Linked DNA regions of Homo sapiens: region 2 is linked to region 1. A link is a loop called in an ENCODE intact Hi-C map of the cell type or tissue named here. Cell type or tissue: Caco-2. All regions are shown on one strand. Links, peaks and the distances in the headings refer to the core of each region. The heading gives the core; the rest is flanking DNA. Region 1 overlaps RSF1 (remodeling and spacing factor 1). Region 2 overlaps RSF1 (remodeling and spacing factor 1).

Region 1 (10,690 bases), core at 4,303-8,302:
TGTTTCTACCTAATTCTTAAAAGAGGATTATATAACAAAAGTTATCTAGTCTTTAGGGTTCCGTTTTCTAAAGCTAATAAGTCAGCCTTCTTAATGATTGATAAATTTAGAAATATAACTGAACTTTGCAAATTAAACATCAAATGGAATTTTTAAAAAATGAGAATCCACCAAAAAGGGATAATTTTACATAGTTGATCTACTGAAAATTTCATACCATGACATCACCACAGTCTTAAAACTTGTACTGTTACGTAGCAACTTCCATTTCTGCAAGTTGCAAAATTAATAATATAAATATAGAGACGTTCTTTGCCGAGAGTCGTCGGGGTTTCCTGCTTCAACAGTGCTTGGACGGAACCCGGTGCTCGTCCCCCACCCCAGCCGGCCGCCCATAGCCAGCCCTCCCTCACCTCTTCACGGCACCCTCAGACCGCCCCAAGGCCCCTGCCGCCGCCCCAGCGCCACGCAGCCACTGCCACCGCCGCCACCTCTCCTTAGTCGCCGCCATGAGGACCACGTCCACCTCACAGGTGCGCCAGAACTACCACCAGGACTCAGAGGCCGCCATCAACCGCCAGATCAACCTAGAGCTCTGTGCCTCCTACGTTTACCTGTCCATGTCTTACTGCTTTGACCGTGATGATGTGGCTTTGAAGAACTTTGCCAAATACTTTCTTCACCAATCTCATGAGGAGAGGGAGCATGCTGAGAAACTGATGAAGCTGCAGAACCAACGAGGTGGCCGAATCTTCCTTCAGGATATCAAAAAACCAGACTGTGATGACTGGGAGAGCGGGCTGAATGTGATGGAGTGTGCATTACATTTGGAAAAAAATGTGAATCAGTCACTACTGGAACTGCACAAATTGGCCACTGACAAAAATGACCCCCATTTGTGTGACTTCATTGAGACACATTACCTGAATGAGCAGGTGAAAGCCATCAAAGAATTGGATGACCATGTGACCAACTTGCACAAGATGGGAGCACTCGAATCTGGCTTGGCAGAATATCTCTTTGACAAGCACACCCTGGGAGACAGTGATAATGAAAGCTAAGCCTCGGCTAATTTCCCCGTAGCCGTGGGGTGACTTCCCTGGTCACCAAGGCAGTGCATGCATGTTGGGGTTTCCTTTACCTTTTCTATAAGTTGTACCAAAACATCCACCTAAGTTCTTTGATTTGTGCCATTCCTTCAGATGAAGAAATTTGGTACCCCCCCCCAAAAAAAGTAATAATAATAATATAAATATATGTATTAGATGAATAGATAGGAAGCAATTAACTTATATATAATTATACTTTAAGTTGAAACAAGATTTAGTATGTGATTTACAAAACAATAGAAGTAGTTAAGTTTCATTAAACCATATGAAATTGTTAACATTTGAACATTTTGACCTATAAAAATGGTGATTTCATATGGCTCAATCAAGTATTATAACAGGTTTCAATAGCAAAAATGTTTAAGCTCCAGCCAGTGTCCTACTTATTCCAGTTAATGTTTAAAACAGAATTGCCACAAAAGCATTATTTCATCTTTAGGCCTCAATGAAAGAAGATAAAAGTACAGAAAAAAAAATTTTACATCTAATCAAATATGATGTAATAAGTGATTTTATTCACTCCATGGGGTATGTCAATAGAATTTGTTTAGGAATGAAAAAGATGGGCTCAGCATGATGGCTCACACCTATAACCTCAGCACTTTGGGAGGCCCAGGTGAGCAGTTTGCTTGAACCCAGCAGTTGGAGACCTGCCTAGGCAACTTGATGAAACCCTGTCTCTACAACAAATACAAAAATCAGCAAGGTGTGGTGGCACTTGCCTGTAGTCTCAGTGACTTGAGAGGCTGAGGTGGGAGGATTGCTTGAGCACAGGAGCTTGAGGCTGCAGTGAACTGTGATTGTACCACTGCACTCTAGCCTGGGCAACAGAGTGAGACCCTGTGTCTCAAAAAAAAAAAAAAAAAAAATCAAAGATGTAAACATAACAAGGTGGTAGTGTTTGGTTATTAATGATTAGAGAATTTTAGCAAATAAAGACCATAGACCAGATTCCATCACAAGCTTCTTCAGGATCTTAGTGGGACTACAGAAAGTACTTTTGTACCAAGTATACTAAGGAAGATAAAGTTATATGCAGACTATTAAGCAGTTACTTCATAAAGAATATATATATATATAGCCAGTATTCATATGAAAAAGTGCTTAGCATCATTATTCATTGTAGAATTTCCAATTAAAACCACAATGAGGTATTACCTTACTTCCATTAGAATTAGTAAAACGAAAATGGCTTACAGCACCAAATGTTAACAAGGATATGAACCAACTGAAACACCTTCTTGTATATGTAAAATGATACAACCACTTTGGGAAAGTTTTGCAGTTTCTTCAAATGTTAACAAACTATTATCCCATAACCTATAAATTTCATTTCTGGGTATTTATATTAGAGAAATGAAAACATGTTTACAAAAAGCCTTGTATAAGAATGTTCATAGCATCTTTATTCTTAACATTACTCATACAATGAATTATTACTAAGCAATAAAAAGGGATGACCTATGAAACTATATGGATTTGTCTCAAAATTCCTTGTATGTGAAAGAAGCACATACTGTTTGATTCCATTTGTGATAAGTTCTAGAATTAATAAAATTAAAAATCTATTGTATTAGTCCGTTTTCATGCTGCTGATAAAGACATACCCAAGACTGGGCAATTTGCAAAAGAAAGAGGTTTAATTGGACTTACAGTTCCATGTGGCTGGGCAGGCCTCAGAATTATGGCAGAAGGCAAGAAGGAGCAAGTCATGCCTTTCATTGATGGCGGCAGGCAAAGAAGGAGCTTGTGCAGGGAACTCCTGTTTTTAAAACCATCAGATCTCGTGAGACTCATTCACTCACAGGAAATGAACCTGCACCCTTAATTCAATCGCCTTCCACCGGATTCCTCCCACAGCAGATGGGAATTGTGGCAGTTACAATTTAAGATGAGAATTGGGTGGGGACAGAGCCAAACCATATTTTTCTGCCCCGGCCCCTCCTAAATCTCATGTCCTCATAGTTCAAAACCAATCATGCCTTCCCAACAGTCCCCCAAAGTATTGACTCATTTCAGCATTAACTCAAAAGTCCACAGTCCAACATCTCATCTGAGACAAGGCAAGTCCCTTCTTCCTGTGAGACTGTAAAATCAAAAGCAAGTTAATTGCTTCCTAGATACAATGGGGGTACAGGCATTGGGTAAACACAGCCATTCCAAATGAGATAAGTTGGCCAAAACAAAGGGGCTGTAGGCCCCATGCAAGTCCGAAATCCAGCAGGGCAGTCATATCTTAAAGCCCCAAAATCATCTCTTTTGACTGTCTCACATCTGGGTCATGCTGATGCAAGTGGTGGGTTCCCATGGTCTTGGGCAGCTGCGCCCCTGTACAGCCTCCCTCCTGGCTGTTTTCATGGGCTGGCCTTGAGTATCTGCGGCTTTTCCAAGCACACGGTGCAAGCTATCAGTGGATCTACCATTCTGGGGTCTAGAGGACAGTGGTCCTCTTCTCACAGCTCCACTAGGTGGTGCCCCAGTAGGGACTCTGTGTGGCTCTGATCCCACATTTCCCTTCCACACTGCCCTAGCAGAGGTTCTCCATGAGGGCCCCCAACCCCTGCAGGAAACTTCTGCCTGGGCATCCAGGTGTTTCCATACATCTTCTGAAATCTAGGCAGAGGTTCCCAAACTCCAGTTCTTCTGTGCATTCACAGGTTCAGCACCACATGGAAGCTGCCAAAGCTTGGGACTTGCACCCTCTGAAGCCACAGCCTGAGCTCTGCATTGGCAGCTTTCAGCCATGACTGGAGTGGCTGAGATGCAGGGCACCAAGTCCCTAGGCTGCACACAGCACATGGACCCTGGGCCTGATCCATGAAACCATGTTTTCCTCCTAGGCCTCCAGGCCTGTGATAGGAGGGGCTGCCGTGAAGACCTCTGACATGCCTGGAGACATTTTCCCCATTGTCTCAGGGATAACATTTGGCTTCTTGTTTCTTATGCAAATTTCTGAAGCCAGCTTGAATTTCTCCTCAGAAAATGGGATTTTCTTTTCTGTCACATTGCCAGGCTGCAAATTTTCTAAACTTTTATACTCTGCTTCCCTTATAAAACTGAATGACTTTAACAGCACTCAGGTCACCTCTTGAATGCTTTGCTGCTTAGAAATTTCTTCCTCCACATACCCTAAATCATCTCCTTCATGTTCAAAGTTCCACAAATCTCTAGGGCAGGGGAAAAGGCCACCAGTCTCTGCTAAAACGTAACAAAACTCACCCTTACTCCTGTTGGGGAACAAGTTCCTCATCTCATTCTGAGACTACCTCAGCCTGGGCCTTATTGTTCATATTGCTGTCAGCATTTTTGTCAAAACCATTCAACAAGTCTCTAGGAAGTTCCAAACTTTCCCACATTTTCATATCTTCTTCTGAGCCCTCCAAACTCTTCCAACCTCTGCCTTTTACCCATTTTTTAAGCCACTTCCACATTTTCAGGTACCTTTTCAGCAACGCCCCACTCCTGATACCAATTTACTATATTAGTCCGTTTTCATGCTGCTGATAAAGACAAGACTTGGCAATTTACAAAAGAAAGAGGTTAATTGGACTCACAGTTCCACATGGCTGGGGAGGCATCAAAATCATGGCAGAAGGCAAGGAGGAGCAAGTCATGTCTTACATCAATGGCGGCAGGAAAAGAAAGCTTGTGCAGGAAACTCCTGTTTTCAAAACCATCAGATCTCGTGAGACTCATTCACTATCACGAGAACAGAACAGGAAAGACACATCCCATAATTCAATCACCTCCCACTGGGTTCCTCCCACAACACGTGGGAATTGTGGGAGTTACAATTCAAGATGAGATTTGGGTGGAGACACAGCCAAACTGTATCATCTATGGTTATCATAATAAAAACTGTGATTCTTCTTGCTTTGGTGGGGAAAAGGAATTGAGTAGGAAAGGACAGGAGGGAATTTTTGTGGGAATAGTGATATTCCTTATGTTGATTATGGTGTAGATTACACAATGTATGCATTTGTCAGAACTGATGAACTGAGTGCTTAAAATATGTTTATTTTACAGTATGTGAATTATACCTCGTTAAAAATATTTTCAAAATTGATAATGGTTTGACAGTCATTTTCAGAAAGTTGAATTTGAAATAGTATATACAGTTTTCATGTACCCATAATTACAAACTGTATGAATGCATTTCTAAACCATATATATATATCTAAAACCTGCTAATATAGCACAGTGATTAAGAAGGGCTCTAAAGTCAGACTTCAAAATTCAGTCTTGCTAAATTGTACTAACTTACCTTAGGCAAATTACCATACCTCTCTATGTGTCCTCAGTTTCCTCAGTCATAAAATGGGAATAATTTAATACCTACTTAATTGGGTTATATTGGAATTATATGAACTAATTAATATAAAACTCTTGGAATAATTAATGCTTGGAACATAGTGCTCATTCACTAATGTTAACATCTTAGATTAATAGTACTGCTATTGATATTACTAATTAATGCCTCTTCAGTTTTCTTGGCCTCCACAATTTTTTTTTTTTTTTTTTTTTTTTTTTTGCCTACTGAATAATTTGGCATTTATACCAAAAAGTTGGAATATTGTTTCTCAACTCTGGAATCATATATTTAAAATATTTACAAAAGGCTTGTTATATTTATACTGTTTTATGCTCTGTAGATGTGAAGACCTGGTCCCATTTGTTAAGGAGTTTTTGTTATGGGAGAAAGGTACAGGGAGATATTACATAATACAGAGTCACAAAGTCTGTGATGGAGATTATCAAGGGTGCTGTGGAAGAACCAGATACTTGGCTCATACTTGGCAGAAGATAATGCCTATACTTGACTTTTTTTTTTTTGTGGGGTTGGGGTTCAGGGGCGTCTGTTTATTTTTGTTATTTTTTTTTTCTTCATTGCTTCTGAAATGTTTAGCACCTACCACTAATTCAAACTCTGAACAACTCCTAGGCTGGGAGAAATCATATTTCACAATAATAATGGTTAGGATGACGTGTTCCATTTCATTGAAGTCTAGATTAACTTAAGGTACATATAGGAAAATATAACAGTTTAGAATCTGGTTAAGTCAAAGTCAGTAACCAGTCTGCCCAAAACTAAACTTTGAACCTTTCTACCCTAATCTGAACGTCCCATCTCTGTTAATAGCAGCTACATCCTTTCCTTGGCTCAACCCTATGGAATGTGTCAATAGAATTTCTTTAGGAATGAAAAAGATAAGCAGAGATGTAAATATAATAACCAAGTGTTAGTGTTTGGTTATTAATGATGAGAGAAATTTAGCAAATAGAGACCTTATACCAGATTCCATCAGGTGCTTCTTCAGGAACAGAGTGGGACTACAGAGAGTGCTTTTATACCAAGTGTAAACCCTAAGGCCCAAAACCTTGGAGCACATCCGTAACTGCTTTTTCTCTCACTCCACATCTACCCTAACAGCAAATCCAATCAGCTCTTCATGCATGATTGTATCTAGAATTTGATCACTTCTCCTTCATAGCTGCATTCTTGTCCAAGCCACCATCTCTTTTTTGTAAAATATATATAATTGAGCAGTTTTTTTTTTTTACAAGTTATGCATCTGGTACCACTATCTAACACCGGGATATTTTTCTCACCCTAAAAAGAAAACCCTGTACCCATTAGCAGTTATTCTTCATTCTCCCTTTTCCTAGCCCTTAACAACCACCAATCTTTCTGTGTCTATAATTTGTCTATTCTCAACATTTTGTATACATAGAATTATATAATAAGTGACTTTCTGTGTGTGGCCTCTTTCTTTCCCTTTCCTTTCCTTCCCTTCCCTTCTCCCGTCTCCCTTCTCCCTTCCCTTCCCTTCCCTTTTTCCTTCCCTTCCCTTTCCTCTTCCTTTTCCCCTTCCCTTTCCTCTTCCCTTTCCCCTTTCCTTTCCCCTTTCCTTTCCTTTCCTTTCCTGTTTCTCCATGTTGGTCAGGCTGGTCTCCATCTCCCGACCTCAGGTGATCTGCCTGCCTCGCCCTCCAAAGTGCTGGGATTACAGGTGTGAGCCACCACGCCCAGCCATTTGTGGCCACTTTCAAGTAGAGTAATCTTTACAAAGTTTATCCGTGTAATATAAATCAGAACTTTATTCCTTTTTATGGCTGAGTAGTATTTCCATATGTAGATATACTAGATTTTGTTTATTCATTCTATACTTGTCTTTGAGAGAGTAATTGGAATTAGCCATGGGGAACACATTCCAGGCTAAGAGAGCAGAAGTGCAGTCAGTCACCCGATATCCTAAGAAAGCCTGGTATTTTGGAGGGATATATCTGATTTAACATACCTGAAAGAAGAAATGGTTTGGAGAACAGAGAACAAGTGAGGGAGGGGTAGCAAAACAACTGGATTGTTGTTAGGGTCCATAGTCTAAAATATTCTGTACATAGTGTTAAGAAATTTGGATGTGATTTGAGGGAATTCATAAAAATTTCCTCTGACTAACTCAGATTTAGGATTTTTTAAATTGTTCAAAAATAGGAAAAACCCAAAGATGGGTAGTTTTGTTTTCATATAATAACGACTACCTTAGGCTTGTGTTTAAACACATTAAACAGATTAAAAGCCTTTTAGGGAGTTGTTCTTTAATAAATTTTAATGCTAAATTCCCTTTTTGCTTAAAGTAGTGGAAGTAGGCTGGGTGCAGTGGCTCACGCTTGTAATCCCAACAGTTTGGGAGGCCAAGGCAGGCAGATCACTTGAGGTCAGGAGTTCGAGACTAGCCTGACCAACATGGTGAAACCTCATCTCTACTAAAATTACAAAAGAAATTAGCCAGGCGTGGTGATGGGTGCCTGTAATCCCAGCTACTCGGGAGTCTGAGGCAGGAAAATCGCTTGAACCCAGGAGGAGGAGGTTGCAGTGAGCCAAGATCCTGCCATTGCACTCCAGCCTGGGTGACAAGAGTGAAACTCCATCTCAAAAAAAAAAAAAAAAAAAAGTAGTGGAAGTAATTGAAATAGATTTTCCTAGCAATATTAGCTCTCTTACGTTTTGAAGCTTTTTAAAATTGTTATGGTGCATAACTTCAGTATACTCTTCAGTTCCCACCATGACTTTCAGAAATAAATAGATCGAGCCATTCGTTGCATATGGAATTCTCTTTTTCCTTTTTTTAACATATGGAATTCTCAATGGAATATGAGTAGTAATAAAGCATAGATCCTTAAGTTAGAAGCAGGTTGTAATGAAATTAGGGGACTGGATCTTTGCCAAAAATAAATAAAGTCTCTGAGTCTTAATTTTCCTTCCTGTAAAATGGAGGCAGGACCAGACAAGACTTTGAGAAAACATCTAGTCTTACCTTTTGATATTAGATAATTAAAATTCTAGACTGGTTATTATATATGCTCATATGATATGTATGAACATGTATGTTTTATTCTCATGTATAATTGATTGTCATTTTAATTTCTGATTTTTATCAGTGGCAATTTTACTGCTTTATTTAGAAGACCAATTTAGTAATACTCAAGAGAATCTGTTCTTTTATTTTATAAATAAGAAAGCTGAGGCCTAATGAGGATATACAACTTGTCCAGGGGCTCTTTGGAATGCAGAGTTCCTACTCTAAAGCAGTAGAATCTAGCTGGCATGGAATTGGAAAGGGAAAGGAGGGTAGGAGCCATATGTGACATGACAGATAAGAAAACGAGTCATTTCATCTTAACAGTTTTCACTTTGAATCAGGGGTATTTACATCGCACATTGAGAACACAGATGGGAGGATCTTGGTGCTAATTAATAATCTAGTGGCATATCTAGAACTCAGTTTCCCAACTCTTAGTCCAGGGCCTGCTTTTTATCTTCAGCATTATGCACTGTCTGACAGCATTTCTTGCTTGTCTGAGCAAGAAAAATATCCAAGTGAGTTTTCTCAGTTGTAAGTGGCATTTAAATTAACCATACCACACCTTTGTTTTTGCTAGTAAAAATATAGGATTTTATTTGCCAGATACAGGGATATACAACTGTAGTCCTAGCTACTTGGGAGGCTGAGGTAGGAGGGTCTTGAGCCTGGGAATTTGAGGTTACCGTGAGCCGTGATCAGGTCACTGCATTCCAGCCTGGATGACAAAGTGAGACCATGTCTCTTTTTTAAGTAGAATTTATAGGTTAGACTTTTATTTATTTGGAATTTTCTGGTATTGTGGAATCAGTTATAAACCATTATTAACAAAATAAAATCAGCTACCAAAATTTTTTATGTTTTTAAATTGTGTTATTGGAACTGATGTTTTGCTGTAATCAGAAAGTTCTGGATCTTAATTTTGTAGCAGTGTCAAATGCTATTATCTCTGAAGGTAGAAAAGAATTATTTCCAAATGAATCAAGAACAAAACAAAAAAATACTTTTGCAATCAAGTTTTACATTGATTTCATCTCCTTAGAGATTACATACTATTTTTAAAGTTATCAAACGTTGATTTTTGTGTAATTTTGTTCCTACTTTTCTTTTCAACCCAAGAGATATTCATTGTCATTCCAATCAGTAGAGAGGAAAATCTAATATTCTTCTCTGAAGAACAGTATATTTTAATGTGTTTTTCTTAGTGCTTTTAAAATTCAGGGTTAATTAGGGCTAGCTGTACCAGTGTTTTTGATGTTCTTAATGTATTTTTCTTTTTTTATTTTAATTTCTATTGGTATTATTCAGAAAGTTCTCTAGAACAGGAAAAAGGTTTTTATGCTGTCTTATTTTTTTCCTTGTTTAGAAATCGAAACGAGTTGGCTGAGACTCTTGCACTCCTGAAAGCACAAATTGATCCTGTACTATTGAAAAACTCTAGCCAACAAGACAACTCTTCTCGGGAAAGTCCCAGCTTAGAGGATGAGGAGACTAAAAAAGAGGAAGAAACACCTAAACAAGGTTTTTTTTTGTGTGTTTTGTTTTGCTTTGTTTTGTAATCTCTTCCATATTCTTCCACTCCTCTTCCCAACTATATAATTCTGAATTTCTATCTCAATTTGAATTGGGAGCCTTCTTATAAAAGGAGGTTGATTTTTCCTTAATTTAAAGAAAATGAGGCCAAAAATATTAAATATGTTGCTCTTTTATGTAGAACATTTAAAAATATCTTAGTAAAAAATGTTCAGATCATCAAAACATAATATTTTTTACTAAGGAATGTGAAGACATTTAATGAACTTTTTTATTGTGGCAAAATATAACATAAAATTTACCATTTTAACCATTTTTAACCATACAGTTCTGTGGCATTAAGTACATTCATATTGTTGTGATGCACCCATCACCACCATCCATCTCCAGAACTTTTTTGATCTTTCTCAGTTAAAGCTCTGTATGTTTTAAACACTAAACTCTGCATTTTTCCTTCCCCTCAGCCCCTGGCATCTCTCATTCTGCTATCTGTCTCTTATGAATTTGATCATTCATATCCGAGGAATCATAATGCTTGCACTTTTGTGACAGGCTTATTTCACATAGCATAGTGTCTTCAAAGTTCATCCATGTTACAGGGGTCCCCAACCCCCAGGCCAAGGAGTAGTACCAGTCTGTAACCTGTTAGGAACCAGATTGCACAGCAGGAGGTGAGCAGGGACGAGT
Region 2 (10,690 bases), core at 4,530-8,529, 72 kb before region 1:
CACCCAGCCTAATTTTTTTATTTAAAAAATTTTTTTAATGGGATTGGCTCGACGAAATAATTTTCTTCTTGAATATTTTGGAAATTAGACTTCGTCTCCTGTACCTATACAAGTTTTGTGCATTGTGTTATCAAATGCCTCCAGGGTGTGTTCCTGTACTGCCATGACTTCCATTTACCCTAATTAAAGCAACTGTCTTTTCCTTGTAGTTCAGTGTTTTTCAGCCCTTATGATAATCGTGTGTCATTAACTACGGGCTGTGCATTAGAAGCCCTTGAATCCCTCTGAAAAATACTCATGCCTAGGCCTTAACAATGCTCCATTGAAATCAGAATCTCTGGGGATTGAGGCCCTGGCATCAGTGATTTTAATGTGTAATCAGGAATGTCTGTTCTTACCTATTTTTCCTAATACTTCAAATTTTGTTTTAAACTCTATATTTATGCTCAGATTAAAGTCTGTTTTGTCTGGTATTAGCATAGCCACTTCATCTGTCTTTCGTTTACTTTGCATGGTCTTTTGTTTACTTTGCATGGTGTGTTCCTTTCCATCCTTTTAACCTCCTTGTGTCTTTGATTCTAAATTTTGTTTCTTGTAGACAGCAGATATTTGTATCATGTTTGCTTGATCTTGTTTGCATGAATATAGTTATGCAGGCAGTTATAATACAAAGTATAACTACTGTTTAGAGTAATTCTAGGGTGCTTTGGGAATATAAATGAGCAAGTACCTAATTTTGGCCAGGGGAAATCATAACATAACTGTAGGCATTATGGAAATTTGAATGGTTGAGTAAAAGTTGGAAAAGCATTCGAGGCAGGGAACGGCATGGGAAAAGACAGAAGTTTCTGATAATGTGGCATGTATGGGAAATTGTAACCTAACTGTATACATTAGGTTTCTGATAAGGTTTGTGGTTGAGGAACTTAAGACCATATGAGAAAATTAGATTGGGAGTTATAAATGATTTGCATGTATTTTTCCCTTCTTTAAAGTAAAAATGTAGCACATTAAATAAAGGTAACATGCCAGTGACTGACAATAAATTCTATAAGGAATTAATTTTCTCTTATTCACTCTATTTCTAGCCTAGTATTTAGCATATAGTAGATACTCAAATGTTAGCTGAATGAATGTGTCATGTATTTCAAAATATTTTTAGATTTTCTCTTCATCCCTTGTTTGCTAGACATTTTTCAGGGTATAACTTTTTTCTTTTGGATATAGCTTGTAAAGATATACATTACTGAATTCTCACCCCCTCCTCCCTTGTTTTTTCACTCATTTAATTTTTGTTTTTTTAATGACTCAGGTGTTTCCTTCTGGGTCCTCCCCATCTTTGGTCTTTCATTTCTTCCTTTCTTTCTTTCTCTTTATTTAGAGAGAGGGTCTTGCTCTATTGCCCAGACTGCAGTGCAGTGGTGCAGTCATAGCTCACTGCAACACAGAACTCCTGGACTCAAGTGATCTTCCTGCCTCAGCCTCCCAAGTAGCTAGCACTACTTGTGCCCCTACACCTGGCTAGTTAAAAAAAAAAAAATCTTTTTTTATAGAGATGGGTGTTGCTATGTAGCCCAGGCTGGGTTTTATAATAGTGCCTGAGATGCCTGAGATGGAAAATCTTTGGATAATCACTCAACTCATTTTTTGGGTTATTTGGTTATACCATGTCTTAACTGCATGAAAAGCATATGTTATTAACCTCTTCTAAGCTTATTACTTTTTATTTGAATCCTCTGAGTATAGTTAAAAATTCAATTTTTTATTTATCTTTCCCAAGACACCATGAGGGAAAAGTCATTATTCCGTTTCTGTTATTTACCTTTTTTTTTTTCTAAGAGCCCCACCCCAGTTTCTCTGAATGGATTTATATGATCTTCACCAGGGGTGACCTGAAATTCTCATTTCTGAAACAATTCTTTTGGGGTGTTGGAAAGGCAGTGGGCACTTTGGGGTGGTGATAGGGAAACCAGTTGGAGGTTGTTATAATATTACATTCCTATTGTGAGAAAGTTGGGGAAGTGGCCATAGGGAGTGAGAGAAAAGGCTAGATCTGAGAAAGAGAAGTTGCAGGTAGAATAGATAAGGACTTAGTTAATGGATTGATGCAAAGTGTTTTGAGTAGGAATAGTATTAATTTCCAGACTTCTGGCTTGGAGAGTGGGTAGTTAGTAGTTCCATTTACTGAGGAGGGAAACAGCTGAAAAGACCCAGCGTTTGTTTATAGGGAAAATATGTGACTTTCTAGTTTTAAACAATCAGAAGTCTGGTAACTTACATATAAGTACTATTTGAAGCACTACCATGTTAATTTCATAGCTTTCTAAAAGCTTACTTGAATAAACAGATTATAGCAATATATCATATTTTGCAATTCTTGTTTTTGTGAATTAAGTTGTTACATACATGTATATATATGCTATATAAACGTTAAGTATGCATTTAACATTTATGCTTTTAAGAAGAATTTTTTTAGAGTGCCTTATTTATGTACTTAAGGTAATTAAAATTAACTTTAATTAACTATCTTGGCATTTGTACCCAATTGTTTTGTCTTATAGGTAAAGTTTTCTTTAGTGAGATAATCTGTCTTTTCTTTTTTTTTCTTTTTTCTTTTTTTGAGATGGAGTCTCGCTTTCTCCCCCAGGCTGGAGTGTAGTGGTGTGATCTTGGCTCATTGCAACCTCTGCCTCCTGGGTTCAAGCAATTCTCCTGCCTCAGCATGCCACCACGCCTGGCTAAGTTTTGTATTTTAGTAGAGACAGGGTTTCACCATGTAGGCCGGGCTGGTCTCGAACTCCTGACCTCAGGTGATCCACCCACCTCAGCCTCCAAAGCATGGGGAGTACAGGCACGAGCCTGTGCCCTGCCAAGACATTCTGTCATTTTTATTTGCAAAAAAAAGGTTGTTGTAATTTTAGAGATTGCTTTTTTCTGCTAGGTACAGAGATTTGATACTTATTGGACATCCTTTTTGTTCCTTTCTCCCCACAAAGAAACAAACGGGAACTTCCAATAACTTGAAATACCACTCTAGATAAATAAACACATGTTTAATATATAGTGTGGATTTAGTTCATTGTAGATGAGAAGTACACATAAGTGATATGTGTGTTTGTGGGGGTTGAAAGTTGGTAAAGAGATTCCTGATTGATCTTGAAAAATTGTCTAGAAGAAATATAATTTGACTTGAATTCCATCTGAGGAACAACTCTTTATCCAGCCTTTTTTGAGACAAGGTCTTGCTCTGTTACCCCGGCTGGAGTATAGTGGTGGAATCACGGCTTACTGCAGCCTTGACCTGAGCTCAAGCTATCCTTCCACCTCAGCCTCTTGAGTAGCTGGGACCACAGGAACGTGTCACCATACTCAGCTAATTTTTTTTTTCTAGAGATGGAGTCTCACTGTGTTTCCCAGGCTGGTCTTAAACTTCTGGGCTCAAGTGATCCACCCACTTTGGCCTCCCAAAGTTCTGGGATTACAGGCGTGAGCCACCGTGGCTGGCTCTCCAACTATTAGACACCATGTGCTTATATAGACCTGTAATATTATTTGAGCTATAAGTAAAGGCTGGTCTCATGCCATTTATTTAGTGAAGGATGGTTCCATCATTTTACAAGGTAGAATGTCACCAACAAGACTGTCCCCATTTCACATGCCAGCTATAGGTGGGGTCCCCATGCTACCTGCCCTTCTACCCGACAGGCTACAAATCTGAGGATTTCCCATAACCCACCTCAGGTTCTGTAATTCACCGGAATGACTCACAGAACTCAAGAAAGTGCTTTATTTACAGTTATGGCTTTATTATAAAGGATACAACATAAGACCAGCCAGATGAAAAGACCCATAGGGCAAGGTCTGGAAGGGTCCTGGATGCAGAGCTTCTGTGCACTCTCCCTGTAGAATCAGGGCATGTCACCTTCCCAGCACATCATTGTGTTCACCAGTCAGGAAACTGCTCAGTATGACAGTTTTTTGTTTCTCTTTTCAGGCAGGGTGTTGCTCTGTTGCCCAGGCTGCAGTACAGTGGTGCAACATGGCCCACTGCAGCCCTGAGCTCCTGGGCTCAAGCGATCCTCCTGCCAAGTAGGGGGGACTACAGGCACATGTTACCATGCCCAGTTAATTTAGTTATATTTTTCTAGAGATGGGGTCTCACTATGTTGCTCAGGCTGATCTTGAATTTCTGGCTTCAAATGATCCTCCTGCCTTGGCCTCCCAAAGCGCTAGGATTATAGGTGTGAGCCACCACACTTGGCCATGCATAACAGCTTTTTTTTGAGATGAAGTCTCACCCTGTTGCACACACTGGAGTGCAGTAGCGTGCTCTTGGCTCACTGCAACCTCCGCCTTCAGGTTTAAGCAATTCTCCTGCCTCAGCCTCCTGTGTACCTGGGATTACAGGTGCGCACCACCATGCCCGGCTAATTTTTGTATTTTTAGTAGAGACAGGGTTTCACCATGTTGGCCAGGCTGGTCTGGAACTCCTGACCTCAAGTGATCCACCCGCCTTGGCCTCCCAAAGTGCTGGGATTACAGGCATGAGCCACTATGCCCAGCCAACATAACAGTTTTTATTAGGGTATTTGTTTTGTGATAGAACTCACTCTTGACTAGGCACAGTGGCTCATGCCTGTAATCCCAGCACTTTGGGAGGCCGAGGTGGGTGAATCGCTTGAGCTCAGGAATTCAAGACTAGCCTGGGCAACATGTTGAAACCTGTCTCTACAAAAAATAAAAAAATTAGCTGGGTTTGGTGACATGCAACTGTAGTCCTGGTTACTTGGGGGACTGAGGCGGGAGGATCACTTGAGCCCAGGAGGTGGAGGCTCCAGTGAGCCATGGTTGTGCCACTGCACTCCAGCCTGGGGAACAAAGTGAGACCCTCTTTCAAAACAAACAACTCACTCTCTAGTTCCTATCCTGTCCCTGGAGGTTGGGCTGAAACTACGTGGCATAAAGCCCCTACCCTCTAATCTCACAATAGGTCCTTCTGGCATGGCTAGCCCCTATCCCGTCCCATTTGTTCATAGTATATAATGTCTTTCATATGTTGCTGAATTCAGTTTGCTAGGTTTTTGTTTGTTTGTTTTTTAGAGATGAGGCCTCACTCTGTCACCCAGGCTGGAGTGAGAGGCACTGGAGAGGCGCTATATATCATAGTTTGCTAGTACATTGTTGAAAGTTTTTTTCTTGTGATATCTTTTAAATGGTTTTGGTGGCTCACTCCTGTAATCCTAGCACTTTGGGAGGCCAAGGCGGATGGATCACCTGAGGTCAGGAGTTCGAGACCAGCCTGGCCAACATGCCAACATGGTGAAACCCTGTCTCTACTAAAAATACAAAATTAGCCAGGCGTGCTGGTGCGTGCCTGTAATCCCAGCTACTTGGGAGGCTGAGGCAGGAGAATCGCTTGAACCCAGGAGGCGGAGATTGCAGTAGGCTGAGATCGCGCCATTGCATTCCAGCCTGAGCAATAAGAGTAAAACTCTGTCTCAAAAAAAAAATTAATTAATTAAATGGTTTCAGTATTAAAGTAAATGAAAATTTGTTCCTTCTATCCACAGAATACTCTGACACCAAATTTGTGGTTTTTCCACACCAAGCAATTTTCCATTTCTCTGCACACACCAAGTGGGTGTATTAAAATTTAATTTGATTCTGACACTTACTACCTAGAGTTACCACAGTCCCACAAATTAAAGACTCAGACCCACAAGACTGCCTTCCCACTTTAGACATCAGTTGCAAGTATTGGGTTCCAAGGGTCCCCACACTTCTGTCTGACTTGACTACAAATTGGGGGTTCTCACAACTTCCTTCTTAGGTTCAATAACCTACTGTATTGGCTCACAAAACTCAGGGAAACACTTTACTTCTGTTTCAGCTTTATTATGGAGGTTATAAACGAGCAGCCAGATGAAGAGGTACGCTGGGTAAACAAGATCTGGAAGAGTCCCAAGTGCAGGCGCTTCTGTCCCCCAGCACATGAATGCATTCACCAACTCAGAAGCTGTCTAAATCCTAGTTTAGGGATTATTATTATTATTATTTTATAGAAATGGGGTCTCTCTCTGTTGCCCAGGCTGTTCTTGCATTCCTAGGCTCAAGCGGTCCTCCTGCCTCAGCCTCCCAAAGTACTGGGATTACAGTCATGAGCTACCATGCCCAGCCAGTTTAGGGATTTTTTTTTAATGGAGGTTTCATCATGTAGGCATGATTGATTGTTAACCCAGTCTCCAGACTCTCTTCGCTCTCTGGAGGAAGTGGATGGGGCTGAAAGTTCCAGGCTCTAGGCATGTAATCATGGCTTGGTCTTCCTGGTGACCAGTTCTCATTCTGAAGATTCCAGGAGCCCACCAAGAGTTGCCTCATTAGAACAAAAGAGGCTTCTATCACCCAGGAAATTCCACGGGATTTAAGAGCTCTGTGTAGACACGCATGTTACCCCATTGCTCAGGAAATTGCAAGGAATTTAGGAGCTCTGTGTCAGGAACCAGGTCCAAAGAGCACATATTAGAACAAAAGATGCTGCTAGTGCCCTATCACTCAGGAATTTACAAGGATTTTAGGAGCTCTGTGTCAGGAACTGTGGAGCAAAGATCGAATATGTATTTCTTCTTTTTTTGAGACGGAGTCTTGCTCTGTTTTGCCCAGGCTGGAGTGCAGTGGCAAGCTCTCAGCTTATTGCAGCCTCCGCCTCCTGGGTTCAAGTGATTCTCCTGTCTCAAACTCCCGAGTAGCTGGGACTACAGGCATGTGCCACCACACCCGGCTACTTTTGTATCTTTAGTAGAGTTGGGGTTTCACCATGTTGACCAGGCTGGTCTCAAAACTCCTGACCTCAGGTGATCCAGCCACCTTGGTGTCCCAAAGTGCTGGGATTACAGGTGGAAGCCACTGAGCCCAGCCCCAACCATGTATTCTTATATATACAAGGTAATCCTGGCCTTATAAAATGAATTGGGAAGTGTGGGAAGTGTTCTATCCTCTTCTGTGTTTTGGAGGAGTTTGAGAAGGATTGGAATTAATTCTTTTTTTTTTTGAGAGAGAGAGAGAAGGCCTGGCTCTGTTACCCAGGTTGGAGTGCGATAGTGCGATTATGGCTCACTGCCACCTTGACCTAGTGGGCTTAAGCAGTCCTCTTGCCTCAGCTTCCTGAGAACTTAGGGTGCACCATCACACTCAGCTAATTGAAGAGACAGAGTCTCACTGTAGCCCAAGCTGGAGTGCAGTGGTGCAATCATACCTCCCTTCAGCCTTGAAGTCTTGGGCTCAAGCTGTCTTCCCATCTCAGCCTGTTGTGTAGCTGGGAGTACAGGTGTTTGCCACCAAGCCTAGCTAATTTTGAGTGTTTTGTAGAGATAGTGTCTTGCTGTGTTGCCCAGGCTGGTCTCATACTCTTGACCTCAAGTGATCCTCTCCCTTCCAAAGTGCTGAGATGACAGGCATGTGCTGCCACACCCAGCTGGTGTTAATTCTTTTATAAATGTTTGGTAGAATTAGTGAAGCCATCTGGTACTGGGCTTTCTTTGTGGAAAATACTTTTTTCTTTTCTTTTTTTTTGAGACAGGTTCTTGTTTTGTTGCCCAGGCTGCAGTGCAGTGGTGTGATCTCAGCTCACTGCAACCTCTGCCTCCCGGGTTCAAATGATTCTCCTGCCTCAGCCTCCCGCAAAGCTGGGATTACAGGTGTGTGCCAATACACCTGGCTAAGTTTTGTATTTTTAGTAGAGGCGGGGTTTCACCATGTTGGTCAGGCTGGTCTCCAACTCCTGACCTCAAGTGATCCACCCACATCGGCCTCCCAAAGTGCTGGGATTACAGGTATGAGCCACTACGCCCTACCACAGCCAAATTTTTCCTAAACTTTATTTTTATTTATTTATTTATTTTTAGAGAATAGGGTCTTGCCACGTCACCCAGGTTGGATGGAGTGCAGTGGCTATTCACGGGAGCAATCGTAGGGCACTTTGGCCTTAAATTCCTGATCTAAAGTGATCCTCACACATTAGCCTCCCACGTAGCTGCAGTGCTTTGTGGGAAAGCTGATTTGTGACTCAGTCTCTTTACTCTGTACAGGGATATTCACATTTTCTGTTTCCTCTTGAGTACATTTTGGTAGTTTGTTTCAGTGAAGTTGATAATTTCATCCAGGTTATCTAATTTGTTGGCATGCAATTTTCATAGTATTCTTTTATAATCTTTTTATTTATGTAAGGTTGTTAGTACTATCCCTGCTTGCATTTCTGACTTGGGAAACTTGAGTCTTCTATTTTTCTTCATCAGTCTAGTTAAAGGTTTATCAATTTTATTAATCTTTTCAAACAACCAGCTTTTCTTTTCTTTGAGTGTGATTCCATTTACATGACAAATTCAGAATAGGCAAATTCATAGAGACAGGAAATAAATTAATGGCTGCCCGAGATTGGGGTGGTGAAATTTGAAAGGACAAGATTTCCTTCTGGGTTAATGGAAATATTTTGTAATTATGTAGTGGTGATGGTTACACAATATTGTCTATTCATATCCTTTGCTTTTTTTTTTTTTTTTTGGAGACAGGGTCTCACTCTGTCACCCAGGCTGAAGTGCATAGACAAGATTATGGCTCACTGCAGCCTCGACCTCTCCTGATCTCAAGCGATCCTTTCACTTCCTGAGTAGCTGGGGCTATAGGCACATGCCACCACACCTGGCTAATTTTTGTATTTTTTATAGAGATGGAGTTTTGCCATGTTGCAAGCTGGTCTCAGATTCCTGGGCTCCAGTGATCCTCCCGCCTCATATTCCCAAAGTGCTTGGATTACAAGCGTGAGCCACTGCACCCTGCCTACCCATTTTCTAATGGAATTTATTTTTAGTCTTTATTATTATTATTTTTTTACTATTTAGTTTGAGTTTCTTGTATATTCTAGATATCATTCCTCTGTCATATGAGCAGTTTGTAAATATTTTCCCCCATTCAAGAGGTTGTGTCTTCACACTGTTGACTGCTTATTTTTCTGCGTGTAGCTTTTTAATTTAATATAGTCCCATTTGTTTATTTTTGTTTTTGTTCAAGGCTTTTGGGCTCTTTTTTTTCTTTTTTTTTTTTAATTATACTTTAAGTTTTGGGGTACATATGCAGAACGTGCAGTTTCATTACATAGGTATACACGTGCCATCAACCCGTCACCTACATTAGGTATGTCTCCTAATGTTATCCCTCCCCTATCCCCCCACCTCCCGACAAGCCCTGTTGTGTGATGTTTGCCTCCCTGTGTCCATGTGTTCATTGTTCAACTCCCACTTCTGAGTGAGAATGTGTGGTGTTTGGTTTTCTGTTCTTGTGATAGTTTGCTGAGAGTGATAGTTTCCAGCTTCATCCATGTCCCTGCAAAAGACATGAACTCATCCTTTTTTATGGCTATATAGTATTCCATGGTGTATATGTGCCTTTTTTTTTTTTTTTTTTTTTTTTTTTTTTTTTTTTTTTTTAAGATGGAGTCTCGTTCCTGTCATGCAGACTAGAGTGCAGTGGCATGATCTCGGCTCACTGCAACCTCCACCTCCCAGGTTCAAGCAATTCTCCTTCCTCAGCCTTCCAAGGAGCTGGGATTATAGGCGTGTGTGTGCCTGGCTAAATTTTGTATTTTTAGTAGAGACGGGGTTTCACCAAGTTGGCCAGGCTGATCTCGAGCTCCTGACGTCAGTTGATCCACCCACCTTGGCCTCCCAAAGTGCTAGGATTACAGGCATGAGCCACTGCTTCCGGCCTGTGTGCCACATTTTCTTTATCCAGCCTATCATTGATGGACATTTGGGTTGGTTCCAAGTGTTTGTATTGTGATTTATGCTGCAGTAAACATACGTGTTCATGTGTCTTTATAGTAGAATGATTTATAATCCTTTGGGTATGTACCCCAGTAATGGGATCGCTGGGTCAAATGGTATTTCTAGTTCTAGACCCTTAAGGAATCGCCACACTGTCTTCCACAATGTTTGAACTAATTTACACTCCCACCAACAGTGTAAAAGCATTCCTATTTTCTCCACATCCTCTCCAGCATCTGTTGTTTCCTGACTTTTTAATGATTGCCATTCTAACTGGCGTGAGATGGTATCTCATTGTGGTTTTGATTTGCATTTGCCTAATGACCAGTGATGATGAGAATTTTTTCATGTCTGTGGCTGCATAAATGTCTTCTTTTGAGAAGTGTCTGTTCATATCCCTTGCCCACTTTTTGATGGGGTTGTTTTTTTCTTGTAAATTTGTTTAAGTTTGTTGTAGATTCTGGATATTAGCCGTTTGTCAGATGGATAGATTGCAAAAATTTTTTCTCATTCTATGGGTTGCCTGTTCACTCTGATGATAGTTTCTTTTGCTGTGAAGAAGCTCTTTAGTTTAATTAGATTCCGTTTGTCAATTTTGGCTTTTGTTGCCATTGCTTTTAGTGTTTTAGACATGAAGTCTTTGCCCATGCCTATGTCCTGGATGGTATTGGCCAGATTTTCTTCTAGGATTTTTATGGTCCTAGGTCTCACATTTAAGTCTTTGATCCATCTTGAGTTGATTTTTGTGTAAGGTTTAAGGAAGGAGTCCAGTTTCAGTTTTCTGCATATGGCTAGCCAGTTTTCCCAACACCGTTTATTAAATAGGGGATCTTTTCCCCATTACTTGTTTGTGTCAGGTTTGTCAAAAATCATAT

Evidence for each region. Peaks named below come from ENCODE experiments on the same cell type or tissue, not always from the same donor. Only the 100,000 strongest peaks of a DNase experiment are listed, where the experiment ranks them.
Region 2: it touches region 1 in a loop (6-fold over the local background); 3 of 110 quality-filtered maps call a loop at or near these places.

Annotation. Positions count from the first base shown.
Region 1 is chr11:77,724,846-77,735,535 of GRCh38, reverse strand. It overlaps RSF1 (remodeling and spacing factor 1), which reads left to right. Exons shown (of 16, transcript NM_016578.4): 5 at 9,837-9,991. It also overlaps the pseudogene FTH1P16. Among named protein-coding and RNA genes, the nearest start is that of RSF1-IT1, 9.5 kb to the left of the region's middle. In Caco-2, for the core only: no CTCF peak of the experiment used is centred there; no DNase peak of the experiment used is centred there.
Region 2 is chr11:77,797,371-77,808,060 of GRCh38, reverse strand. The region is part of intron 1 of RSF1 (remodeling and spacing factor 1); the gene reads left to right. Among named protein-coding and RNA genes, the nearest start is that of RSF1, 18 kb to the left of the region's middle. In Caco-2, for the core only: no CTCF peak of the experiment used is centred there; DNase peaks (open chromatin) are centred at 6,400 and 7,227.